Linked DNA regions of Homo sapiens: all the other regions are linked to region 3. Evidence: chromatin contacts called from ENCODE Hi-C or POLR2A ChIA-PET data. All regions are on one chromosome and are shown on one strand. Each heading gives the region's core, a stretch centred on a gene start or an enhancer-like site at or near the end of the contact. The rest is flanking DNA. Distances are from core to core; before and after follow the strand shown. Region 1 overlaps CTIF (cap binding complex dependent translation initiation factor). Region 2 overlaps SMAD7 (SMAD family member 7). Region 3 overlaps CTIF (cap binding complex dependent translation initiation factor). Region 4 has its middle 28 kb from the start of CTIF-AS1.

The links. A loop is a pair of places that touch in the nucleus more often than their neighbours do. ChIA-PET counts read pairs that join two places held with the same protein, here RNA polymerase II (POLR2A). Pooled maps may share reads with other maps.
Region 1: a map with no recorded cell type shows a loop between it and region 3 (6-fold over the local background). The contact joins two enhancer-like sites. A Hi-C loop is called at or near these places in 6 of 168 maps with a recorded cell type or tissue (IMR-90, MCF 10A, chondrocyte and 2 more), 13 of 37 single-sample maps with no recorded cell type and 10 of 50 pooled maps. POLR2A ChIA-PET finds 5 or more read pairs at or near these places in 1 of 52 experiments (H1).
Region 2: a loop to region 3 is called in a map of chondrocyte, with 4 times the contacts of the local background. The contact joins two enhancer-like sites. A Hi-C loop is called at or near these places in 14 of 168 maps with a recorded cell type or tissue (B cell, CD4-positive, alpha-beta T cell, CD8-positive, alpha-beta T cell and 10 more), 30 of 37 single-sample maps with no recorded cell type and 19 of 50 pooled maps. POLR2A ChIA-PET finds 5 or more read pairs at or near these places in 1 of 52 experiments (K562).
Region 4: a map with no recorded cell type shows a loop between it and region 3 (4-fold over the local background). The contact joins two enhancer-like sites. A Hi-C loop is called at or near these places in 6 of 168 maps with a recorded cell type or tissue (chondrocyte, dorsolateral prefrontal cortex, head of caudate nucleus and 2 more), 3 of 37 single-sample maps with no recorded cell type and 9 of 50 pooled maps. POLR2A ChIA-PET finds 5 or more read pairs at or near these places in 1 of 52 experiments (H1).

What each region holds. Positions count from the first base shown.
Region 1 is chr18:48,817,795-48,823,904 of GRCh38, forward strand. The region is part of intron 10 of CTIF (cap binding complex dependent translation initiation factor); the gene reads left to right. CTIF-AS1 (CTIF antisense RNA 1) reads right to left here. Exons shown (of 3, transcript XR_935449.3): 3 at 206-6,110. Among named protein-coding and RNA genes, the nearest start is that of CTIF-AS1, 21 kb to the right of the region's middle. RefSeq lists enhancers at 3,122-3,371, 3,472-3,541. Within about 2 kb of position 1,602, at least 4 of the 41 ENCODE cell types and tissues checked have a DNase peak (open chromatin) inside an H3K27ac peak, as active enhancers do.
Region 2 is chr18:48,915,406-48,922,464 of GRCh38, forward strand. It overlaps SMAD7 (SMAD family member 7), which reads right to left. Exons shown (of 4, transcript NM_005904.4): 4 at 4,448-6,505. The coding sequence ends at 5,967. Among named protein-coding and RNA genes, the nearest start is that of SMAD7, 32 kb to the right of the region's middle. Within about 2 kb of position 3,171, at least 4 of the 41 ENCODE cell types and tissues checked have a DNase peak (open chromatin) inside an H3K27ac peak, as active enhancers do.
Region 3 is chr18:48,674,009-48,680,656 of GRCh38, forward strand. The region is part of intron 6 of CTIF (cap binding complex dependent translation initiation factor); the gene reads left to right. All of the region lies in intron 3 of LOC105372107 (a long non-coding RNA gene), which reads right to left. Among named protein-coding and RNA genes, the nearest start is that of MIR4743, 6.7 kb to the left of the region's middle. RefSeq lists enhancers at 1,137-1,316, 1,790-2,414, 3,051-3,120, 3,141-3,200. Within about 2 kb of position 2,968, at least 8 of the 41 ENCODE cell types and tissues checked have a DNase peak (open chromatin) inside an H3K27ac peak, as active enhancers do.
Region 4 is chr18:48,866,632-48,873,100 of GRCh38, forward strand. No RefSeq gene overlaps it. Among named protein-coding and RNA genes, the nearest start is that of CTIF-AS1, 28 kb to the left of the region's middle. RefSeq lists an enhancer at 2,058-2,167. Within about 2 kb of position 2,425, at least 8 of the 41 ENCODE cell types and tissues checked have a DNase peak (open chromatin) inside an H3K27ac peak, as active enhancers do.

The DNA.
Region 1 (6,110 bases), core at 352-2,851, 140 kb after region 3:
CCATCCTTCAGCAAAGAGATGTGCAACAGCAGTCACTTCTGCTCCCCAAAGCCAGGTCTTTCTTCGTTGGGTTTATATAAAGGGAACCAGCACCCCCTTCCCCCGTGGGGTGTTGTGAACTGAGGCTCCAGTCATTCCCAATCGGGAGCACTGGCTGCAGAGGGGAGGCCTATGGTAAGTGTTGTCTCAATGAGCGATCTTGGAATTGGATTGGACTGGTTTGCCACTGGATTATTTATTCTATGAAAACATATTTTCTTCTAAATTTCATCTGAAAAAGAAAGAAACAAGAATGACCAAGGAACTTTTGAGAAGCAGGAATTTAGCAGGTGGTTGCACTGCCAGATATTATAACTCACTTTCTACACCCCTCTGGCTGCTGTCAGGGGAGAGAATTGAAAGGGGGCAAAGTGGAAGCTGGAAGCCGAGTGGGGCTGCTTAGGCTGCGCAGCAAGAGGTTGGTGGCTTGGAAGACAGCCTCGGAGTGAGGGCGAAGAGCACGTTTAGGCTCTAGTTGAATTTCTGAGTTAGAGCCAGCAGGACTCGGTAATGTGAGTTGGAGGGAAGGGAGGAGGGGACATGGGCTCCCCGTTTACCAGCCTGGTGGCCCCATTTTCTGAGATGGAGGATACTGGATGAGAAATAGAATGGGGATGAAAAGCAAGAGTCAGTTATGTTTGAGTCGCCTGTTAGCTGTCCCTAGGGAACTGCCCGGAGGTTGGCCGGGTGGAAGGGTCTAGAGATCCTGAAGAGGTCACGCATGGAGGTAGGGGATAGAGGGTTCTGGGAAGTATCGATATGCACCTGGTGCTCAAAGCTGGGGACCAAATGGAACCACGCAGGAAGAGAGTATAGATGGAGAGGGAGAGGAAGGGGGCGTGTAAGAACCCTCACAGCAGCCCTTCACTGGGACCTGGACGCCTCCCCCATGTTGTACCCTCCCACCACCGGCAGGCCTCTGCAGGGGCTACCAGGACACAAGGAGGAACAGCCTCCTGAGAATCAAAGGACCAGGACAGAAAAGTGTCCTGGGTTTGGCAACAAGCAGGTCACGGGCCCTGGGTGTCAGCGGAGGTGAGGACAGGAGTGTGGACACGTCTTTCGAGAAGTTTTTCTGTGAATGGCAGCAGGGAAGGAGAGCTGTGGGGTCAAGGGGCATCTTTATGGTTTTGAAAGAAAGACAATAATAGAGCAATTTAAGAGAAGGGAGGGAGTGTATTTATGAGTGTTTTTGAAGCATCCGTTTATAGAACAATAGCATGCTCATTCCAGACAAGCACAGAGCACACAGTTCTCTCTCGGGTGTTTTGTAAACCCATGAGCCTCTGCCACTCCATGTACCCAAACCACATTTCTTAACAAATGCACTTGAAATCAGATTTGTTTCGCAGATTCAGACAATGGCCTCTCCTGACTTTGTTTCACTCTCAAAGTGCCTTGAGCTCAGAATGCAGCTCCAGGAGGGCTGGCAGCTCTGCTTTTTGCACCCTTTGGAATGACATGGAGGCTAGGAGCGGGCCTGCGTGGCCTCTTGGGTCCTCCCATCCTTGCCTGCATTGCCCTGTGCCCTGGACAACCCACCTCGAGACAGGGAGCAGCACTGTTCTAGGGCAGTGACCTGAATTGCCCCAACACGTTCCCTCTGCGTGATCTGGACACCTCCTGGTGTTGTCGTCACCTGCTCCTCCGAGAGGGAGGCAAGGCTGTAGCCGAGCGCCGGCCCTGGCTGCTGGGACACTTTTAACACCGCCTGAGGTAGTGCAAATATTCCAGTGTGAGATCCGGAGGTGCCAGGAGATGTGTGCAGACAAGAACAAAGAGCCACGCCTAACGCACACTTGTTGGATGCATTCAAATTTTCGGGCCAGTTTGACAAACACAGACCCATCCAATGCTCATGGTAAACTTGAAGAATAAATAAATCACCTATGGTCTTCTCCAATTTGTAAAAGAAGAGGGCAGAGCCCCATGTACCAAGCTAACTAGGGCCGGGCTGCAGCAGGGTTCACATCCTGGCTCTGTTGTTCATCAACTGCACCACGTTGGGAAGCATTTACCTGCTTTGAGCTTTGGCTTCCTCATCTGTAAATGGTGCTCATGCTGCTTTCTCTGCAAGGTGCAGGGAGGGTGGCAAGGCATGGAGAGACAGCTAAGTGCACTAGGGACAACGAGGCCGGAGGATGGAAGGAAGTGCCCGGGGCACGGCGTCTGGCAGAGAGCTAGTTGTCATCTAGGCTGATGGGGCCTAGGGGCTGAGCACATGCCTAATCTTAAAGGGCTACTTGGGCTGAGTGTCCTGCCCAGGGACAAACAGCTGGTCCATGCCAGAGCTGGTCTGGAGCTCCTGAACTCCAGGTAGGGCTCTTTCCAGGAGAAATCTTGGCTTCCCTAAAACTGGGCCAAAAGAAAAGATGGGGACTTAAAGGGGTGCCCTACGGATCTCAACAATCCTTGTGAACAGCCTGTTGCCTTTCGCAGCTCCGTAGGGACCCCTGAATTCTTCAAGCCATTTGCTGCCTCATAACCAGGCTTGACCTACATCCCTAAAGCAGGTTGAGCCGGCTTATGGAAGTTTCCAGAGCCAAAGGCACAGCTGCAGCCCCCTCCATGCTGGAAAAGCTTAGGCTTTCCCCCTGGGGCCATGTAGATGTCTGACCCCAAATCCACAGCACCCACTTTGCCCTGAGATCCCCCCAACTCCCAGAACCACCCGCAGGCCCACATTTCCAGCTGCCCACTACACCTGTCCCAGGTCATACCTCAGGACCCTCCAAAAGGATGTGGTCAGAACTGCACCCCAAGACCCCCTGCTCAGTGCAGCTCTCATGCAGGCCCCCACCCATGCTGCCTGCCTCCCTGCAGCCAGGTAGCAGCCCCAGAACCCACGCCACGGCCTTTCCGCTGTCAAGTCACTCACTCCATCCCCTGCGTCTGTACCCCCGGGGCTCCCCTGCAGTGCTTTCCTTGCTGCTTCTGAGTAAAACCCAAACCCACAGGCCATCTCTGAGTGAAGGGTCTTGCTGAGGGTGAGGACAAACCCAAGGGATAGATGCAAAGTCCTCACCATCCAGCCCGTCTGGGGGTCCTTGTGCTCACAGAGGCCCCCTTCATTCTGAGGTCCAAGCTTACTCGGTCCCCACGCTCCTTTAGCTCAAGCATGTGCTTAGTCCCCAGGCGCCTCAGCCTGGAGGACACCCAGCTCTCTGGGAGTCCCTGGGGACATCCTTTCACACCCTGACCTCATCAAATTAACCATTCTTTAAGTTACTCAAGCTTGAAACTTTGGAGTCATCTCTGCCTCTCTGTCTTCCTGTCCCTGACACTTCTTCCTAGGCCCAGTTTGAAGTCACCTTTTCTGTGTGGCACCCCCTCAGCACACCAACAGCTTCCTCCTAAGGGACCTGGAAGTGTCCTCTGTCCTTACTGCTCCATCCTCACCCCAGCCTCTTCACGTTGCCTTGTAGTAGTGTTCAGTAACGGTAGCAGCACATCTCACTGCATGGACGCCTCCATCTCAATCGAGTGCCTCGTGTGTTCTTTTCTCTTTTAACTCAGACAGCACTTTGAAGATTATCATCCCCATTTTTCAGAGGAGAGCAGAGAGGTCAGGCAACTTGCTCAGGGCCACACAGCCACCAAGCGGTAGAATCAGTCCTGGAATCCAGATCTGACCACCCCATTTCACTGCCTTGCAGGCAGAGCAGGGGCTACTCTGTTTGTTTTCTTGGTGCATAACTCAGCACCTATATGGTAGGATCCCAGTAGATCTTGGTGGAATTGATTCCATTTTTGCCCCAACTAACATGCCAATCAGAGATCCTTCTTCCAGAGATGAAAAAGAAGAATTTTCAATGTGTGCTTTTCTTGTTTAAGAACAAATAGTTTCTGCCGAGGTGGTTTTCAAAGTGATTGAAGAAGATTATTGGTCATCTGTAGCTGCAGGAGTCTCCTTGCTCTGCTATTTACAACTCATATTTGCTTAGCAAGCTCCTTTTTATTTTTTAAATATTTTTGAATTTCTATTTTTAGTTTTACTGTGGTAAGGATACTGAATATGGATCTACCCTCTTCACAGGTTTCTAAGGATAAAGTACAGTATTGTATCCATAGCCATAATGTTGTGCAGATCTCCAGAACATATGCATCTTGCATAACTTAAACTTTCACCCATTGATTAGCGACTCCCCATCTGCACTTCCCCCTAGCCTCTGGCAACCACTATTCGTTGCTTCTTTGAATTTGACTATTTTAGATACCTCATGTAAATGGAATTATGCAGTATTCGTTCTTCTGTGACTGGCTTATTTCATTTAGTAATGTCATCAGAGTTCATCCATGTTGTTGTATATTGCAGTTTCCTTCTTTGTAAAGGCTGAATAGTATTCCATCGTATGTATATACCACTTTAAAATTTTTTTCTTGGAGGTTAATATTTGTACATATTTATGGGGTACATGTGATATTTTGTTACATGCATAGAATGTGTAATGATCAGGTCAGGGAATTTAGGATATCCATCACCTCGAGTATTTATCATTTCTATGTCTTAGGGACATTTCAAGTCCTCTCTTCTAGCTATTTTGAAATATATAATGCATTGTTGTTAACCATAGTCACCCTACTGTGCTATCAAACATTAGAGCTGATTCCATCTAACTGTATGTTTGTACCCATTACCCAACCACTCTTCATCTCCCCACCCCCACCCCCAACACACACACACACACACACACACACACACACACATTGTTTTATCCATTTATCTGCTGATGGACATTTGGGTTGTTTCCGTGTCTTGGCTTATTGTGAATAGAGCTGCAATGAACATGAGAGTGCTATATCTCTTCAAAATCCTGATTCAAGCTCTTTTGGATAAATACTCAGAAGCGGGATTGCTGGATCATATGGCAGCTCTATTTTTAAGTTTTTGAGGACCCTCCATTTTGTTTTCCACAGCAGATGCACCATTTTGCATTTCTACCAACAGTGTACAAGGGTTCTAATTTCTCTCCATCCTTACCAGTTTGTCTTTTGTTTTTTTTGCTCACAGCCATTCTAACAGGTATGAGGTGATATCTCATTGTGGCTTTAATTAATTTGCATTTCCCTGATGATTAATGACATTGAGCATCTTTTCATATACCTGCTGGCCATTTTCCATGTCTTCTTTGGAGAAAGGTCTATTCCAATTCTTAGACTAGTTTTAAATTGAGTTATTAGGTTTTTTGCCATTGAGTTTTAGGAGTTCCTTATATATTTTGGACATTAACTCTTTATCAGATGTATGGTTTGCAAATATTTTCTCCTGTTCCATACTTTGTCTTTCTCTCTGCTGATTATTTCCTTTGCTGTGCAGAAGCATTTTAGTTTGATGCAATCCTACTTGTCTATTTTTGCTTTTGTTGCCTGTGCTTTTGGAGTCATATCCAAAAAAAAAAAAGTGTCCAGACCAACGTCAAGATGCTTTTTCTTTATGTTTTCTTCTAGTAGTTTTACAGTTTCAGGTCTTATATTTAAGTCTTCAATCCATTTTGAGTTGATTTTTGTATATGGTATGAAATAAGAGTATAATTTCTTCTTCGTGTGGATATCCAGTCTTCCCAAGACCGTTTATTGAAGAGACTGTCTTTTCCCCATTGTGTGTTCTTGGCACCTTTGTTGAAGATCAGTCGACTGTAAATGTGTGGATTTATTTTTCGACTCTCTATTTTGTTTCATTGGTCTATATGCCTGTTTTCATACCAGTACCATACTGTTTTGATTGCTGTAGCTTCGGGATACATTTTGAAATTAGGAAGTGTGATTGCCTCAAGCTTTGTTCTTCTTCACTCAAGATTGCTTTGGCTATTTGGGCTCTTTTATATTTCCAAGTGAATCTTAGAATTGTTTTCTATACTTCTGTTTTTAAAATGCCCCTGGGATTTTGATAGGGATTGCATTGAATCTGCAGATTGCTTTGAATAGTGTGAACATTTTCACAATATTAAATCTTCCAATCAAAGATCAGGAATAACACAAGGATCCCCACTCTTACCACTCCTATTCAACATAGTACTGGAAATCCTAGCCAGAACAATTAGACAAGAAAAGGAAATAAAAAGCATCCAAAT
Region 2 (7,059 bases), core at 1,921-4,420, 240 kb after region 3:
TGTGGGTCAACATGATCAGATATTAGCAATCCCACGTGGTTCAACCTAATTAGCATATGGTCAGCTCTTCACATGAATTTTCTCCCCAGTCCCGATTTTAGCCTCATGAAAGTATAATACACACTTTGTGCTTTGGAAATTGAGGTTCAGAGAGGTTGTGACTTGCCCAAGTGAGTGCTCAAACCCAGATCTGTCTGACCCCCAAACCGGTGACTGTGAGCCACATCCTATTTCACATCAGGCCCCCACCTTGCCTGCCCCCAGCACACCCTCAGGGACAATCAGGAGTTGCTCATTGAGGGCACACCGGCTGAGCTGACAAACAGGTCCTTTGCAGGCTGCTGAGTGTTGGGAGCTTAATAGACCCAGCGAGAAGTCATCGCTTGCTATAGGTTTGGGTGCAAATCCAGCTTCCATCACAGGCTGTGCATAGGTGGTCCCGGGCAAATCACTCACCCATTGGAGGGTCAGGCCCTTCCTGAATCAGGGAAGGCCTGCCCACGTCCTCTGCGGCGTGGGGGCACAGGCAGCATGACCCTTGGTATGCACTGACAAGTACAAATGGCAGGTGTTGTTTCTGTTGCTCAGCAGTCAGATCAGCTTGGTCCTTCCAAACCAGAACTTGTTTTAGAAAAAACATATACCCAACTCCTTGAGCCAGGCCTGCCCAGAGAGATTAGATAACACAGAAGTGATGAAATCTGATGCTATCGCTTAACAGCTGGGAGACTGTGGGCAATTCTTTGAACCTATTTATCTGTAGAATGGGAGTGATGATCATGGTATCCACTCGCAGAGTGGCTGTGAGGATCATATGGGACAATCCCAGTGTAAAGTGCTTAGAACACTGCCTAGCACAGAGTCAGGACATACTCAGTGTTGCCTCTTGATGATGAAGATGATGACAATTATTCCCAGCCCAAGCTAAGCCCACAAATATGCCTCGTTCATGAGACAAGTCCTGTCTGAGTACCACACCAGGAATTGTCAGGGCAGTGAATCCTAACTGAGACTCCAGTTGAGACCCCAGGGTGCCAAGAGCTTATAGTTCAGCAGAAGAGAGAATCTTACACTATTGAACATTCTTCAGGACAAATTTTTTTTTTTTTTTGAGACAAAGTTTCACTCTTGTCGCCCAGGCTGGAGTGCAATTGCGTAATCTTGGCTCACCACAACCTCCGCCTCCCGGGTTCAAGTGATTCTCCTGCCTCAGCCTCCCAAGTAGCTGGGATTACAGACGCCGACCACCATGCCAGGCTAATTTTGTATTTTTAGTAGACACGGGGGTTTCACCGTGTTGGCCAGGATGGTCTCGAACTCCTGACCTCAGGTGATCCGCCCGCCTCAGCCACCCAAAGTGCTGGGATTACAGACGTGAGCCACCGCGCCCGCCCAGACAGAAATTTTTTAAAGGGAGGAGGCTTCTTGGAGGAAGTGTTGCCTGCATCACATCCCAAAGGATAAGGAGGAGATAGCTAATTGAAGTGGCTGCAAAGCACTTGCTGCAGAAGCGCATGAGCACGGCGGGCCTGCAGCACAGTGCATCCCCCTGCATGCCTGGAACAAAAGGTTTCTGTGCGTGGAGGGCTGGGGACTCAGGGGAGAGGTTGGCAGAGGTGGATGCTGAAGGGCTACTTTCACCAGAGGTAAGGGAGACCCAGGGAAAACTTACAGGCCCTGAAATAAGTCATGCTAGTGGGGGTAGAGAAAACAGAACTCTGAGAGAGATATTTGCATTTTATAATTATTGATCGGGTGAAACAGGATGGAGGGAATTTGTTTTTTTTCATTATGGGGGACAGGGGCAAGGATGGGGAATCCAGGTTTCTGGTTGGGACAGCTGAGGCATCTACAGGTCTGAGGGAGACAGAACCACCAGAGTGATGCTGTCATCCAGGGAGAGGGTGTAGCCTGAGCAGAGCCTGAGATCGAATTATATAAGATACCCTGAAATTTAAGGGGCAAACTGAAAGGAAGGAGTACCAAGAGGCAGGAAAACTTCCTTCCAATGGGGTACCTTCTCCCCCTACTCTGCTAATCTCAATGCCATCTGAGCTGAAAGTCCCACCTCCTCTGCAAGCACCTGTGGCCCCAAGACCAGGCCTCCTCCTGGGTCCTCGCCTTTTCTTCTGCCTGCTCTGTTGCTGATCATCTCAGGTGTGGCGTCTTGTCCCCCAGCATCACTCACAGGCACCGTCCAGGTCCACGTTACCTCCGTGCCCGCTGCGGCACATTGAAGGTGCTCAGGAGATGACTGTGGGTGACGGGCTTGCCGGCAAAAAGAGGGAAGTGTCAGAAACCAGCAAATGCCAGACTCCTCCTAAGCACTCCTCTTTCCCCACCACCCGGAATCAGCCATGCTGCCAGAACCCACACACCTCCACCCCTGTTCCAGCCTCTCCTTCCTCCAGAAGCCACAGCTTCTGCCTCCCAAATCCAGAGGCCTTGCGCAAGTGGTCAGGAGGAAACGTGGCGGACCACCCTCCCACCTTCTCTCCATTTCAGGGAGTTGTGGGACTGGAGCCACACAGGATCCTACCAAATAAACATCTCAACAGGGCGTGGACCAAGCAGGAAGAACCACTCAGCCCGGAGTCAGATCCTGATCTCCCTAACCACTTACTATCTCACTGTGTGACCTTGAGCCAGTCATTTCACCTCTCAAAGCCTCCATTTTTGCAGCGTGTCCTAATGAAGATGAAATGAGAATTCCCTCAAACGCCTGAACATTATGCCTGGCACCTAGTGAAGCATTCAGTAAATGGTAGCTACAATTATTAAAGAGCTTCCGGGCATGCCGACGCAATTTAGAGCAAACTAAAATAACTTTGACAGCCCCCAGTGAAACACCTTCCCTCCCTGCCCCTCCTCCGCCGCTACCACCCTAGAGTTAATTAGAACCCTCCTTGGGTGTTTTCTAGAGATGAGATTTTGCACTTATTCTGGGTTACAGAACTACGATGTAAGCAAGTTTCAGTTCAATGATAAAAAGCAAAAAGCGACCAGGCGTGGTGGCTCACACCTGTAATCCCAACACTTTGGGAAAGGCCGAGGCGGGTGGATCACCTAAGGTCAGGAGTTCAAGACCAGCCTGGCCAACGTGATGAAACCCCATCTCTGTTAAAAATACAAAAAATTAGCCGGGTGTGGTAGTGTGTTCCTGTAATCCCAGTTACTCAGGAGGCTGAGGCAGCAAAATTGCCTGAACCCGGGAGGCAGAGGCTGCAGTGAGCCGAGATCACTGCACTCTAGCCTGGGCGACAAAGCGAGATTCCATCTCAAAAAAAACAAAAAAAAGCAAAAGCTACTTTTAGAGGTAGTAAGCTCCCTATCACATGTAAACAAGTTGGCCAGGATGACCACTTGGCATTAATGCCCTGGAGCATAAATCAGCAATCAACATGTATTAATATTTCTTGCTAACCAATTGTACTGTCATTCCCTTTAATGAAGTGGTGGCGCCAGTAGGCTGTAGCGCTTTTGGTCATTTTTTGGCAAAATAGAAAGTTGGCTGTCCTACATTGGCCTTCCAAAAAGCTTTCATGAAATTGTACAGGCTTATGATATTCAAATCTTAACCCCCACTTCAAAAGGACCCCCTTCCTGGATATAAGGTTCAAAACCCCTTACATAGACACCTGCACAGCCGTTTGTTTGGTACCCAATTTAGACCATCTCTTGTGCAAGATTTCCCAAATCTAAAACATGGCTCAGATCACGGTTCAGCAGCGAACCAAGGCAGGCTGATGCAAAGACAGCACTGAAGAGGCATTTTGACTGCAAGTGCCACCAGAGCTAGGCTGGGGAAGGGGACTAGTGAACTGTCACTTAAGTCCCAGCAGACAAGGGACGATATTGCAGAGTGGAACTTGTACTCTGTGACTTCTGTGGCCCAGGACAGTATTTGGGAGGGCGCCAGGAGGTGGCCTAGTCCCTCTGAACACCACTGACATTCAACCCCCACCTTCATCACCCTTCCAGGGTCTCAGCCCCCAGGAAACTTCTCCTGGAATCCAGTCTAGCAGGGGTACAGTAGGCTTAGGATTTAATACCAAGTGAGGAGTTGGCAAGAACCAGATGGACCCAGGTTCTTGGGGCTAAACTTCTCCATCCATCCATCCTCTAATCCTGTCTCCTTCCCATTACCCTAGATGTAATTCCCTGTCCTCAATTCTACAAGCTTTGAATTATCACCCACAGAGCTCCTGTAGGTTGTCTCCCATTACAAATTCAAGACACAAGAAGGAGGGATGTCTGGGTGGCTGCAGGTCTTTCCAGCACTCTTGAAGACCAGGGCTGTTCTAGATGTCTCTTTTGTGGCCCACGTCTCCCATCCTCCAAGCACTGGGCTGGGAAGACGCCAACTCAACTGAATTTGGATGAATACTCACTCCTCCCCACTCCCTCCAAGCAGCAGAAGAAAAAGGAGTTGGAGGACAACATGAAATCAAGTGTACATTTTAAAAATCGTTTAATGGAACATAAACTCCTTTAGAAAAACATTCAGCTAGGTGATAACACCCATAGAAAAAAACACCAATCTTGTGTTTATCTTTTTTAATTTGGCATTTGTTATTTGCATTTATATTAAAGCAAAGTGCATCTTTTCTTTATTTTTCTTGTTTATACACATTGCACAATACATAAATAATGATGCTTATAAAACGTCTTTATATTTACAAGTAATAATATATTTATATATAACATAAAATACATTTTTTTCTTTAATAAATCTCAGGTTTTTTTTCAGGAGTCCTTTCTCTCTCAAAGCACTACAATGCTAAATTTCCAATGAGAATGCTTCTCTTGTTCATTTAAACCTTTGTAGTTAGAAAAATAGCTTATGTTAAAGTCTAAACATGCTCATTGAGCTAAGAACAGTGTCGAAGTATCATACGAGTGTATGAGTTGTAGAAGAAATGAAAGAAGAGTTAGGTGTCAGCCTAGGATGGTACCTTGGGTTATGACGGACCAAATCCTTCTTGGAGGGAAGGGGACTGCTAAGCATGTCCCTCCCAGGGACATCCCCGCTTGCTGGCCTAATAGCAGAGCTTAACACACAGGATGGGAGCAGGCAGTGCTGAGCTGGTTTTCTAAGTCCGGGAAAAACCTGATGTCACCAGGGCAGGCAGGGGAGAGGCTGAGGGGAGAGGGCACTGGGTGAGCAATACTGTGAGGGGGCTGCCCCGGCAGCCCTTGGGAAGCCCATCTCAGGGAGATCCAGGAGCAGATGGCCAAAAAAGAAAGACGCTACAATGGCAGGGGCTGGCAGGAAGGGAATAAGACAAGGATGAAAATAATTGGTTCTGGTTCGGCCACTAGCAGGCTCGCTGCTCAGAAGCCTGTGGACAGGCCCGTGTCCTTGATGAGGGAGAGGAGGGGCAGGGGCTTTCCCAGGCTGGGGACAGAGCCGTGCTCCTGGCAGCTGCTGGGACCCCAGCCGCCAGCTTGCCCAGGTACTGCCTCTGCCCCACTGAGCGTGTCCAAGGGGCAGGAGAGACACCGCTTGGGACTGCAAACCTCTCTGCTGGGGACATCCATAAGAGACACAAAACAAAGAGCACGTTGTCTCCCCATCTGCCGCTCCTGCACACGCGTGCACACACAGCCGCACACTCACACTCACACACACTCCTGACAAGTGAAATGATGACCGCCCCCCTTCATACACTGTGTTTGGTGGTGCTTGGATTTCTGCTTCCCCTCTTCCTATCAGGGTGTCCTGCCGATCATACCTGCCCCTTCTTCCAAAAAAACCCCCAACAATTCTTTTCATAAGCTATTTCTCAAAGAGCGAAACAAAACAGAACACAAACGAGGACGAGAAGAAGAAAACCAACCAACAAACAAAAAAAAAACGACCAAAGAGTTTGCATGAAAAGCAAGCACTCAGGAGGAAAATATTAGCAGCAAAGTAGTTTGAAGTGTGGCCTGCTCAGCTCACGCTCTGTCCCCTCCGCACGCGGCTACCGGCTGTTGAAGATGACCTCTAGCCAGCACGGGCAGCTGCTGATGAACTGGCGGGTGTAGCACTGGCCCCAGCCCTTCACAAAGCTGATCTGCACGGTAAAGCCCGTCCACGGCTGCTGCATAAACTCGTGGTCATTGGGCCGCTGCAGGCTGTACGCCTTCTCGTAGTCGAAAGCCTTGATGGAGAAACCGGGGAACACCTTGTGTACCAACAGCGTCCTGGAGTCCGGGTTGTCCAGTGTGGCGGACTTGATGAAGATGGGGTAACTGCTGCGGTTGTACACCCACACACCATCCACCTCCCGCGTCAGCTGGATGCCGCAGCCGATTTTGCTCCGCACCTTCTGCACCAGCTGACTCTTGTTGTCCGAATTGAGCTGTCCGAGGCAAAAGCCATTCCCCTGAGGTAGATCATAGAAGATATCCAGAGAGGGCTCCTGGACACAGTAGAGCCTCCCCACTCTCGTCTTCTCCTCCCAGTATGCCACCACGCACCAGTGTGACCGATCCCCAGGCTCCAGAAGAAGTTGGGAATCTAGAAAACACATTGGCAGAGAGGGTTAGTGGGGACAGGCATTGGTGACTCCTAGAATGAAGACACCCGCCCCCCCACTGCACCCAGTCACCAGCTCATCTCTCAGGACGAGACAGAAAGAAGGAGGCGGTGAGGCTAGTCCTGGACTTGCCCAGGCTCTTACAGCCCTTTGACCAGGACCCTGCCTTTCTTTAAGCATAGGAAGCGCTGGGTGCTGCTTCTCTCCAGGCCCCTGCCCATCAGGAGTCCAGTACACCAGCATCTGTGCCCACCTGGCCAACAAAGCCTCTTCTCTGCAGAGCACAGATGCAAAGGGACCCTTAATAGCTTGGGTAGTCTGCTTTTAGGGCCTCAAAAAGCCTCAGCAACGTCCTGGAGTTACAGATCTTTCAACTGGATGGAACCTTGAAGGCCAGCTCCTCCAGCCCCTTGTCATCCTGATGAGAAAACCAGGACCCAGAAAGCCTGCTGCTGGAGTACCAGGGGATGACACAGCCAGAGCTAGAACCCAGGTGTCTAGACTCTGGGACCACCTATGCGATGGTCTCTGGGTG
Region 3 (6,648 bases), core at 1,718-4,217:
CACTTCTGCAGGGGAGCGGGAAGAAGGGGAGCACATGGCTGTTCTGTAAGCCTCAAGTGCCTCTGCCAAATCTTCCTCTTTCCTTCACTTGCTCACTTAACTCATCTTCATGGACAAGTGCTCTGCCCTAGCCTTTTAGAGAGAGAGAATTGATCACATAAGATACAGTTCCCCACGAGAGGCACAGCCTAGTAGAGGAAATGAGACATGCACAGATTACCACATGCATTCAAAGCTGCAAATGCCCGAGCAAGTGCTGGTGCCTTGCCCAGGTCACAGTCCCTGAAGGGCAAAGTCTGGGTCCTCTCCCAGTACACCCCACCTTCCTCCCCTGTGCTGCTGCAGCTCCTGCAGTCTGGGGCGTGAATGTGTGGCTGAGTACAAAGCAGAGGGCGCCATGGGCCCCCACACTGAATGCCTGTTGATCTCCTGGGAGCCCTAGCTTATCTCTCAGTGGGTTACACACAGAGCGCATGCCACAATGAGTGGTTTTAGGAGGTGATGCCTCCACTGGGGGTCAGATGCTGACACCTAGGCGTCTGGCCAAGCTCCTCTCCAGCCAAAGCCAAGGCCCCTATTCCTGGTGACTCCATCTGGCTGTGTTTCCACAACTGGCAATGAATCCAGGGGTGAGTCTCACTGCAGTGCTGACCTCAGGAACTTCATCTCTGGAGCTGCTGGACTCAGGCTCTTGGAGCCCCCACAAGGATGTGGGGCAACAGGGTAGACAGTAGGTGTCTGTGTCCAGGGCTCACCCTATACCTCTGTGAACCCCTGCTGCCAGGAATAGTTCTGCACTCTGAAAAGGCATTTAGTGAGCTAGTTAAGTAAAGGGTCTGTTGGTGGTGTTAACTGTCCCCAAGGTCTTCCTTCCCACACTGGTGGCTGGAGGGAAAGGAGCAGGTACGCTGGGATAGGAGCTAGCCAATAGCCAGGTTTTATGGCATCCACACCGAGGCATGACATGCCATACAATGGCAGCCTCAGGCCAGTTGAGACTGACATTGCTCTCTAAGAACACTGATGGGGTGGTGGGGGGTCGGCGGGGGTGGAGTGGGTGGGAGATGGGGGGCAGCAGAAGGCTCTGAGTACAGGGCCATGGATTCAGGGTTCAATCATGGTTCTCAGTGTTGAAGCCATAGGGCAGGCAGACACTGAGACACACACTTGGGCTCAGACTGCAGTTCTAGGGGACCCCCAAATTCCATCCACAAGGCTGGTGTCCTGGTAGCATTTTTGGCATCTCTATCACAGGAGTGGAGGGGTTGGCCAGGCTACCACTCTGTCAGTGTTGTGGGCAGCCCAGGCCCATCATTAACAGTCCTGCTCTGAGTGTGGCCCCAGTGTTGAGGACTGCTGGAGTGGAGGCCTCGCCAGGATCGGTGGCTGTATGGTGGTGTGCTCCCACTAGAGGGCACCAGCGCACCACTCTGCAGGCTCCAGCCTGGTGCTTGCTGTGGGAAGTCCCCTGGTCCCAGCGCCAGCAGCCAAAGGCGTCTTCACCGGCCATGCCTCCTGGTCAGCGCTGCACATGCACACTGTCCTGAAAATGACCCCACTCAATGCCCAGGCCCTTCCTCCCTGCAGCAAGTGGGAGGATGGCGAGGTGCAAGAGGCAGCCACACTAAGGTGTAGGGAAGCTCCTGTTGGGCCACATGTCCCCTGCTAGGCCAAGGCATGACACTCCTCCAGAGGGCCCGCCCCTCCCTGGGACCCCTGGGAACACACTGCTTCCAGGAGGGCAGCAGCACGGGGCTGCAGGGGAACACCCACTGGGGTGGGGCTGGGGGAGTTACAAAGTGTTGGCTTCCGCCCTTGGAAGGATGGGGGCTGGCTAAGTGGGGAGATGGAGCCGCATAATCTGTAATCCATAGTCTAAGCCGAGTTAATTTACTAAGTTCTGAATTAACTTGACTAAGTTCCAAGTTAACTTGACCAAGTTCCATGTGAAGGCAAGGGATGAAATCCGAATTGCATATCCTTCACCTCATCTCTGGTCTGAGACCACCCCCCGGCACCCCCTCCCCCAGGACCCCTTTACTCTGAGGTGTGACTTGGGGAGCAATTTCTCCATGTGTGTGAAGTCGGCGCGACCAGTGTGAGAAAGACGGTCTAACGGGCATGTTGTCCCTGTGCCCTAGATGGCCCCTAGGTGAGCATTAGATTTCCTCAGGTTCCCGGGCACAGGGCCCTCGGCGCCCTGCGGAAATGCCACCTCCTTATATCACACAGTGGCCTGGTGCTTTTGTGTCATATACAATACCCCATTGAAAGACGTTGTTTGTTGAATTATCCAGTGTCCTGCCCAGGGCTTTCTATCAGGACGTATTTTGGTCATTATCCTTGAATTCTCCCAGACAAACATTATGTCTGCTGTCTTTGGTCTGACAGTAGGAACTACATAACCCACTGACTTCTCGTTTTGCCTTTCTCTTAGGAAATTTTGAAACCAAATTCTGTGTCTGTTGGCCGTTAATCATTAGATGGCTCAGACCTAGCAGGGCCGGCTCCCCTGCCCCCACATTGCTGGCCTTGTCCAGAGCGTGTGACTCAGGAGCCCTTTGCTGTGAAAGGGGCTTAGTGCCCACACAACAGTGGACGCCACCCGGTCAAGTGGGATTTCTGGCCTTAGGGATGTGCCCAAAGCATTCCCCATTGAGGGTCCCCAGAAGGCTCAGGGGACGGAAAGTGGCTTTCTGGCCTCCTGAGCCTGTGTCCAAGTCCAGCCTTCACACGGGAGATGGCTAAAGGAAGGGACAGTTCCTTCCTCGTTCTTCTGCTTGGCCCTGGATGATAACAGAGAGATCCTCCCCACTACCTCTCTAAAGAATCCGAGGGACAAATGAGCTTTCAAAATGAAAATCATGGCTCCATGAAATGACACTCAGGTGTCCCTCACTCCTGGAGGAGTGAAAATGGTGGCCGATAAGGAATGGCCTGGCAGCCCCAGCAGGTGGCGCTGCTGCTATTTAGTAATGGGGGTCCTGGGCGGGAGGCCGGGGCCGCGGCTGGGGCTGCCCCACACTGGGGTTGAAGCCTCTGTAGCCGGGTTCCCAGACCTCCAGATGAGAAGGAGTAACTTTATTGTTCCCTAGGGCTGTGTTAGCTGTTGCCAAGTCTTCTGGAAACTTCTAGGACATGCTAACTCACAGGCGTGAGGATTAGTAAAGTGCCCCGAGACACCCAGGAGCAGAGTCCTGAAAACCATGCCCCACCTCGCCTCCCCAGGCCCTGTGCACCGGCGACTGTTGCTCCATGTCACCCGTGGTCCCACGGAGGTGAGGTCTGACCTTATTCACCCAGGCCAACATTACGGATCAGGCATCTCTCTGTGTCCCAGGCATTGTCTTATAGCCATTATGGACTGAGTTTAAGTGCAGGGGCTGGTACCTGTCCCATAGACGGGGACATGGTATTCTCCTAATGTCCCCTTAGTGAGAATTCAACAAGGAGCGTAATGCACCAACAGTAACACTAGCGAACATTCACAGAGTGCTTTCCGTGTTCCAGGAACTGAGAAGGTCCTTGCTTTTTCTAATCTTACCCTCACGTTGTCCCATGGAGCACGTACTGTTATTGACCTCACTTTACAGACCGATGTCTTTGGTCGGATGTAACCTTCTCAGTAAGGGCTTGTGAACACTCCATATGCCTCCTCATCACTCAAGAATCGTCACTCGATTCTTCCCTGCAGCGCCTGTCGCATGTTTGCTTTATTTCTTTTGCGTCTGTATTCTCCCAGTGGAGTGTACGTTCCCCTGGGGCACATCTAGGGGCTCATTAAATATGGGTTGAGTGACTTGCTCCTGCCCCAGAGGGACTCCCACCCAGCATCTTAGTCCAGAACTTGTGCCTCCACCACAGAGGCTACCATGACTTGAGTGCTGTCTGAGCTGCGGGCTGCATATACTATCTCTGAAGTCTCACAAATACCCTGGGAAATGTTTATTCTATTATTATTTCACAGATTGGAGAACTGAGCTCAAATACCTTGCCTCAAATCACACAGCTGGGAGAAGGGGGATTGGAATCCAGGCAGCCTGACTCCTCTGGTACCTCTTTCTAAGGAGGGACGATGAGGAGGAAGAGGTGCTGGAAAAACATTTTCTAATTCCAGGAGACGGTAGTCACGTACAGCAAGTTAGGGGTGAATGTCATTTCCTTAATAAGCAAGAACAAGAAAGTGGGTATCTCTGTTTTTCTCTCTACTGCTGAAGGCAATAAAAATGGAAAGAAAAAAAGAGAAAAGCCTCTACAGACAGCTTTGAAAGAGAAATATTTTTTTCTTCTTTTTTAATCAGACAGGTTTGTAGTGGCCTTCCCCATCCCTGCTGGCCCAAGACGCTGTAGCAGCCATCAAGGAGGGGGTCTTACAAACGAGAGCCCCTTTCCCTCCCCAGCCACCTCCCCACCCCCAAGTGCTTCCTCCCTCAGGACAAAAATAGGCGCCCATACAATAAATGGGGCCAGAAGTTCTCCAATCCGTGGTTTCCTGTCTGAGACCTCCAGGTAGCAGGTCCACTGGGAAGGGGCAGCGTGCTCTGTGAGGCGAGCCTATTTTTATTTTTTGTTATTTGTGAGTCTTTTTTTTTTTTTTTTAAAGAACTGATTATTCTGGAGGTGAAGACTTTTGTTGGTGACAACTGGGAAAGTTCCTCGGGAAGAGGCCACTGTCTGCGTCTAGATGGGGTTTCCACGCGGGCCTCCTCCTGCTCACTCCATGCGGAGCAGAAGGCAGGGAGCTGGGACTGTGGGCAGCGAGTACTTTCAGGGCTGTGTGGGGCAGGCTTCAAGGGGCCTGGGCAAGTCTGCCCACCCTATAGGAACACCTCAATGATCCAGGCCACGGCTAGGATTTTAGGGATTGGCAAACTGGTCCACAGACCAAGTCCAGCTCTCCAGCCTGTTTTTGCAAATAAAGTTTTATCAAAACGCAGCCACACCCATTCACTTGCTTCCTGTCTGTGACTGCATTTGTGCCACAGCCACTTGCTGTGTGGACCCTATCGCCGGCAAAGCCTAAAATATTGACTCTCTGGCTTTTTACAGAAAAAGTTTGCCAAACACTGATCTAGAATATAAACAGAACAAAAAAGGAAACCTCTGAGAGTTAAAACAGGTGGCAGAAATCCTAAAGCTCACTCACTAGTCATCCAAGAGCCCTTCTGCTTTGCACACAGAACATTGTGTAATTCACCCAAAATAATTTTCTTCCAGCTTCCATTTCTTCTGCTGTAAAGTTGGGGGTCATATACCTGTTCAACTTACGTTGCAAAGCTGTGCTAAGAGTCAAAATACAATAAACCAGTTCATATAATGACAGGGATTTTTGAACTTAAAAAACACTCTGCAGATGTGATGTGGCCTCATGAAGTGGTAGTCACATCTGGAAGCAGGCAGAGAACTGGCAAGCTTGGCAGATAAGAACTGCGCTTGGAGATGGTCCAACAGCTTCCTTCTGTGGGTTTCTTGGCGGGTGGGAGATGGAGGGCAGGGACTGTTGGCTTTCCCCAGCTCCTCCTGAGACTGAGACCTAAAGGGTGACTGTCTTCCTGCCCTTGACCTTAGACAGAAAAGACTGTTGGGGGAGTCTTCTGCTCACCCATTTCTCTTTCCTCTTATGTCCTTCCCTCTTTCTTGCTCAAATCTTCCCCCTCTTTCATGGCCCTGTTCCAATTTCACCTCCTGCATGAAACTATTCTGGATAAATCAGACCACATCAGCCCACAGAGGTTTCTTGGTTTTTTGGGGGTCTTGATTCTAGGCCAATTTTGAGGTTTTCCCCTTTTTTATGCCCCTCCATGCATTTGTGCCTCCTGGAGGAGGTAGACCTGGAACTGGGCCTTGGGGGGTGGCCTGGGAGGGGAGAGGGACCTATGGGGAGAAAGAGAATTATGGTCAGGAGAAAAGGAGGCTGTTGAGAGTGGGGGAGTCCAGGAGTCCTCGAGAGGGGAGACTGTATGTAGGGAGAGCAGTTGGGGGTGGCCCTGGACGTCTTGGGACCTGACCAAATAGGGACTCAGCCGAATGCTCTCCAGCAAGGAAATGCAGGATGGAAGGAGGATTCAGAAGCCGTGGGACAGGGCCTGACTGAGCCTATGCCCTCCTCCTGGAGACCAAGAGGGAGTTCCCAGGATCTCCCTCCAGGCACCAGGGAAGAAGTTTTGTTATTTGTTAGGGACAAAGGCTAGAGCCCTTTAAAAGTAGGACTTGGCCCCAGTGGAGAGGTCATCTGTCCATGCCCTACTTTGGGCCAGACCATATCCAGAATCCCTTGATGAGTATCAGAGGGCTTAATCCTTCAGGGAGTAGGGCCTTGAGGCCAGCATGGGACAGGGAGCTGGGACAGTAGGCTCAAAGAAGGCCAGATTGAGGACAGCCTTCCTCAAGGTCTCAGCTGGGCCAAGGCCATCACACAGACAAAGAGCTGCTGGCCTAGCCCTGCTGGAGGAATGAGCTCAGGGTTGAGAAGAGGCCAGCAGGGGTGCCCGGTACACAGTGAGCAGGCCCCAGGCTGGCCTGAGTGGCCCTGTCGACGGATGCCCAGAGGCAGACCCACCCTGCACACGTCCACCCGCTTTGATGAATGGGGCCACACAGCCCGCAGCCTTGCCGTCCCTGTCCTTCAGCAGTTTCCAGGGTCTGGTT
Region 4 (6,469 bases), core at 1,175-3,674, 190 kb after region 3:
TCCCCTCTGCAGCCCTTTAGCACACATTATCTGGTTACGGTCTCACCAGAGCCCCGTGAAAGAAGTAAATACAATGCTTATATCCATTTCAAATCTGGGGAAACTGAGGCTTACAGAGCCATCCCATAGGTTTGAATGGGGCTTTATAGTCTTTAAATATATGACTATGTTCGATCCTTACGACAGCGCTGCCAGGTGACATGTTTTTGACACCATTGTAAAGAAGGGAGACAGGCTCACAGAAGCAGAGTAACAATCCCATGTCATGGGACCTGTAGGCACAAAGACCAGGCCTCGAATTGCTGCCTTCTTAGTCCTAAGATGGGACTGGTGGGTGGGTATGGGGACCAGGCTGAGGACCCAGGCCACCTTTGTGCCTGAGTCCCCTGATCCAGGCCTGTGGAGTGCAGGTCTGTGCTTCCTGCTCAGTGTCCCATAATTCTAACTGGTCTCCATCTTCAGCCTCCCCATTCACTGGGCATCCCCTGGCTCCCAGGCAGAGTCCTGAGTCTCCTGCAACCCATGGGGGCATCCATTCCATGGGTGGAATCAGTCCCAGGTGACAGATTAAGTCTTACAATATGGCCAGGCCAGGCACAGTGGCTCAAGCCTGTAATCCCAGCACGTCGTGAAGCTGAGGCAGGAGGATCACTTGAGCCCAGGAGTTTGAGACCAGCCTGAGCAACATGACAAGACCCCATCTCTACAAAAAAATATATATATTTTTAACTAGCTGGTCGTGATGGCACACACCTGTAGTCCCAGCTACTCAGGGGGCTGAGGCAGGAGGATCACTCGAGCCCAGGAAATCAAGGCTGCAGTGAGCTGTGGTCGCACCACTGCACTCCAGGCTGGGTGACAGAGCAAGACCTGTCTCTAAAAAAAAATAATAAATAATATGGCCAGGAGGCCAGGCATGGTGGCTCACGCCTGTAATCCCAACACTTTGGGAGGCCAAGGTGGGTGGATCACTTGAGGTCAGTAGTTCAAGACCAGCCTGGCCAACATGGTGAAACCCCATCTCTACAAAAATACAAAAAAATTAGCCGGGCATGGTGGCGCAGCCTGTAATCCCAGCTACTCGAGAGGCTGAGACAGGAGAATCGCTTAAACCCAGGAGGCAGAGATTGCAGTGAGCCAAGACCGTGCCATTGCACTCCACCCTGGGTGACAGAGCGAGACTTAATCTCAAATAATAATAATAATAATAATAATAATAATAATAATAATAATAATAATAATAATATGGCCAGGATCCCACAGCTGACCTGAAGCAGAGATGGTTCAAGGGTGATGCTCTGTCTCCTAGTCTCATCACCTGTGCCCACGTCTTTCAAGTGAACCCCTACTTGGGTCCCACCTTGTGCTGGGGGTGCTATAAGGAAATAAGCAAAGGAGACAATGCCTTAACCACCTTGGCATGGTCAGTCTCCTGGGAGCTGGAATTTCCAGACAACAGACAACCTCTCATAGGCCTAGCCCAACTCTGGGTAGGTCCTGGTGCAGGGTCCCTGCCTGTGGCATCTGCTGTGCTACAGAGAGCCAACACCTGGCCCAGGCCTTCCAATGGGGACCATTCAGGGCTTGACGAAGCTTCACTTTCCAGCCCCAGAGAGGAAGGACCACCATTCCCCTCCCTTCCCAGAACAAATCAGGTGAAACCCAAATACCCACCTAGGCCAAAAGAAGAAAACTTCCAGTGGGAACCAAGACAGGCTAGCAAGGTGAAAAGAGACTTATTCTATAGCATTTCCCCCAAATAACAAAAGTGTGATTAAAGCAGGTGAGAAGCCAATTTTAACAACACTTGTATGCATACACAGACCCTTGCAATTCTGCACACTCTAAAATCTTACTTTTTGTGGCTTAGAATGTTTCAGCACTCAGTGGAGTTTCTGCAGCCAGCAGTCACACCTACAGAGTTTCAAATCCGTGTAAACGCTGTGTCAGCCTAACCACCAGTGTGATTCTGTGTCATTCGGGGGCAAATGTTGATGTTTCTTGGGTAAGTGAAAGATCATGCAGAGAGCTTCCGGAAGACCATCCTTAGGAGCTGAACTGAAAGAAGGCCTCTCAGAGGGGCCACAGCCTCCTTCTCCCTGTGCTAGAGACAAGTCCCTAATAGCCATCTATGCTCAATGGGACTCAATGTGTCTCGGGAGCCTGGAAGCCTTTTTCTGCCCCATTCCTGACATCATGCCACCTACACATCAGACACAAGGCACCCGGCCCACTCCATCACCTCCAGTTCCCAGAAATGTGCAGGGAGCTCAGGTCAGGGCTCTTGAATCTCCTGCTGACCCAGCAGAACATACGACACAAAGGCATCTCAAAGGCAAACAAAATGGGTGGGAGGGAGGCTCATGGCCCAGGCGCGTCATCAGTGCAGTCCTGTTCAGCCAGGGCAAGGCTCAGCCGGGTGCAGCTTAGAGGAAAAGGAGAAGTGCTGAGGCTGAGCAGGTGGGGAGGGACTGTAACTCATGAGGTGTGTCGCCAGATTGGAAAGGGGGCTCAGGGTCCGTGTTGCCTAGCTACTGCCATGTCACTGTGTGACTAACAAGCCCCAAATCTCAGGAACTGCAACACAGAGGTTCACTGTTCCTGATCACAGGTCTGCAGATGGGCTGTCTCTGATCCACACCATGGCCTCCCTTTCTGGTGAGAAGGGGCAGAGCTCAGCATGCAGTGAGTCACAGAAGTTAGAAAGCACGTGCCTCTGTCTACTGCCACCTCTTTCAGGAAGCTCTCCCTGACTGCTCCCTAGTCAGGGTTACAGATCACCCCTCGGGGCTCCCACAGCTGCCAGGGATGTTCTGCCACAGTCCTGCTCCCTGGGCATGGCCATTGGTGTGTAGATGGCAGATGCCTGCTGAGGATGAGCGTGACTTCGTCCCCTCTGTCTCCCCAGCACTAAGCCAGGGCCTGGCCCCAGCAGGTGCCCCATAAGCATGTGGGGGATGAAGGGAATGGTCCAGGTACTAAGGGACTGAGGGGCTTGGGGAGGGAAGAGCCAGCTGTGCCTGGAGCCACATACTCGAGGCAGGGCACTCAGGGCCAGGGAGGAATACAGGGTGGGGCACGGGCAGGGCCTTCCAGTGGGGAGGGCTGGGGGTCCTCAGGGGCCTGATGTCTCACTGTCTAGAGAGGCCTGGAGGTGGGTGGGGAGTGCTCTGTGGTCATGGGTGCCAGAGTCTTAGCCAGTGCGGAGGGCACCTTCGTGCCAGTTAGGAGGTGCCCTTCCTCCAGGTGCCCAGCCCTGCCCCAGAACCCTGGGAGCTGCCTCAGACCCACAGCTGGGCACCCTTGTGTAGGACACAACCTGGGCGCTGCATGTGAGACTCTCTGGGTGTGGAGTGTGACTGTGTTGTGTGGGGGTGCGGGATGTGGTATATACGCACACACGCAGGGAGCGGGGTATGTGTGGTTGGAGAGGGTTGCGTTGTGTGTTGTGTGGGGTGCGGGATGTGGTATATACGCACACACGCAGGGAGCGAGGTATGTGTGGTTGGAGAGGGTTGCGTTGTGTGTTGTGTGGGGTGCGGGATGTAGTATATACGCACACATGCAGGGAGTGGGGTATGTGTGGTTGGAGAGGGTTGCGTTGTGTGTTGTGTGGGGGTGGGGGATGTGGTATATACGCACACGTGCAGGGAGCGGGGTATGTGTGGTTGGAGAGGGTTGCGTTGTGTGTTGTGTGGGGTGCGGGATGTGGTATATACGCACACATGCAGGGAGCGGGGTATGTGTGGTTGGAGAGGGTTGCGTTGTGTGTTGTGTGGGGTGCGGGATGTGGTATATACGCACACGTGCAGGGAGCGGGGTATGTGTGGTTGGAGAGGGTTGTGTTGTGTGTTGTGTGGGGGTGGGGGATGTGGTATATACGCACGCACGCAGGGAGCGGGGTATGTGTGGTTGGAGAGGGTTGCGTTGTGTGTACATGGTGTGAGAATGGAGAATTAGTGTGGTATGCGTGTGGTGTATGTGTGTGTGCTGTGTGTGGGTGTGTGTGATGTGGGGTGTGTGAATTTGTGCTGCACTTTGCAAGCCTCCCAGGCTGGGTGGCCTCTGTGCAGGGAGAGCTGGGAGGCCTAGCTGTGAGGGTGCCACGTCCTAGAGCCAGAAACACAGGTGTCTCAGTGGCCAAGCCTTCGCCTGCCCCTGGGAGTGGGGCCGGCACGGGGTCTGCAATGGCAGAGAACGGGCTGAAGGTCCTCAGTGGGCAGGCACAGCTGGCCTCCCCTCACGAAGGCCCTTCCTTCCAGAACTCTGGACTATCCCTTAGTTAGGGAGGGAACGGTCTGGACAGACTGAGCCGAGGAAAATATTCCTGGTCAAGGGATGCCCTCAGCTTGAGGCGCCTGGTCGGAGGCTCAGAAGAGATCTGGGGGAGATGCCGGGTCCACACAAGGATGATGTTCTGGAAACCGGAACTGCCCAACGGTGGAGGAGGCCGCTTCCTAAGGGAGCAAAGCCCCACACCCTATGCCCTTGATGAGTTCCAGCAACACTGCGGCCCCCTCAGCCATGGTGTTGGAGGAATCTCCCCTTCACGGTGCAGGGCATGGGTCAGAACACGACCCCACAGACCCCTCACCCTCCTGGGTTCTATAGAAGCAGTGGGGATGCCGGGGCCACCTCCTTCCATCAATTGCACCTGCTGCCCCTCCCCAGAAGTTCCTCCATCGCTTTTCCCCAGTGGCCCCTCCAAATACTCCAGGATACCAGGATGTGGAAGGCACTTTAAAGCCACCCTCTCGTTTTACAGATGAAGACCCTGCGGCCCTTACAGGGAAGGGACTCGCCCAAGGTCACAGAGGTACAGCTAACACCACGGGCACGCCTCGAACCAGGCACCCACCTAAGCGCCCTCATCTCCTCACGCCACGCCCGAGGTGGGACCTTCTCCATCTTACACAGGGGAGGACTTGGCCTGGGGTTGAGAGAGGCCAACATGGCCCAGGTCACAGCACTAGAAAGACGGCAGGATTCTCACAGGGTCCCCTCTGCTGCCAAGGCCCTGCTGCTGACCCTGACGCACACACTCGGTGTCCCCCACACAGCGATGAATCAGATACGTCCACAGAGAGAGGTAGGAAGAGGTTTAGTGAGGCCAGGCAGCTCACTCGGCTTCTTTGAGCCTCGGTTCATCTGCTGAAAATGGGAATGCACAATCCCATCTTGCTAGACTGTTTGGAGAAACAGTGCATGAGCTTTGAGTCCTCCACAAATTACGGCTCTCTTCCCTCTTAACCACGAGACTCGCCCGCCTTGCTGGGTCTGTCTGCTGCTGATTCTCTTGGGCAGTGGGCGTGCAGTAAAGCCTATCTGCTCTCCCGCTAGGACCCACTGGGACTGGGGTCAGTGGACAGGTGTTGGTGTGGGGTTTGGCTGAACTTCTAAGCACTTTTGAAGCTGAGACTTAGGTTGCTGGCCTCACCATCCTCAGTGAAGCACTAACAAATGAGCCAAAGAGTCACCCACCAAACGCCCCACTAAGCACCCATCAGCTGACCCTGAACACCTGCTGGGTGCAAGACAGAGCTGAGCCCTGCCCTGGGAGATACAGAAGGAAGACACACCTGCCCTACCCTCAAGCCGAGTGTTGCCACTCTAATTGAAGATTTAAGGCCAGTCGCTGTCCAGGTGAATGCCACAGTCCCTTCCTGTGTTCCCAGTGGGGAACCTGGCAGGCGGCGGAGAGGGCGGCATGTAAAGAAAAGCCCACAATGAGGTGTTCTGCTGACCACACACAGCTGCACCTTCTGGTGATGGAGTCGTTAATACCTGGAGAGGGGGCCACCCAGCGAGGCAGTGGCGTAGGGACCCAGTCTCCTGGTGGGGAGCTGACCCAGCACACGAGGTCGGCCTCAGGGTGGGCTGCCAGTGTGCAAACAAGTGCTGCCTGGGGTCAGGCAGACAACGGTCAAAGTCAGAGTCTCTTTATCAGAAGAAGACAGGAAGAATTAAGGGAGACATCTTCCTGCAGCATGCAGAATGGATTAAAGGGGAGAGGAACGGTGAGGAACAGCAGGAAAACCAGTTAATTGGCCAGGTGGGAGGCACCTCCATGGGGGAGGAAAACTAAAGAGGGTTCTGCGGGCTCTGATGTTCAGCCAAGGCCAGCTGTCTCCATCGCGGGCGCCTGGCATGGTGCAGAATGAGGCGTGACACAGACCTTCATTTTCTGTAGCTGTAATCTACCTCTTTAAATAGCAAAACTTTTTATTTTCATTTTTTGGTAGCAATCTTTCCCCGGGGGATCCTCCACATCCCAAATTTCTCAGAAGTCAGCGTGTGTTGACTTCCTTGGTGACTCAGGTCCTTCTGACAAGGCTAATGAGTAGACTAGACTGCAACACGGGGTTAGCCTCAGGATTGTCAAGGTAGACCCCGTCTGCCTTGCTTTTTTAATTACTGGATCTGCATTTTACAATTGTTCTCCCTTCTCTGTCATCATAAAATTCTTCTT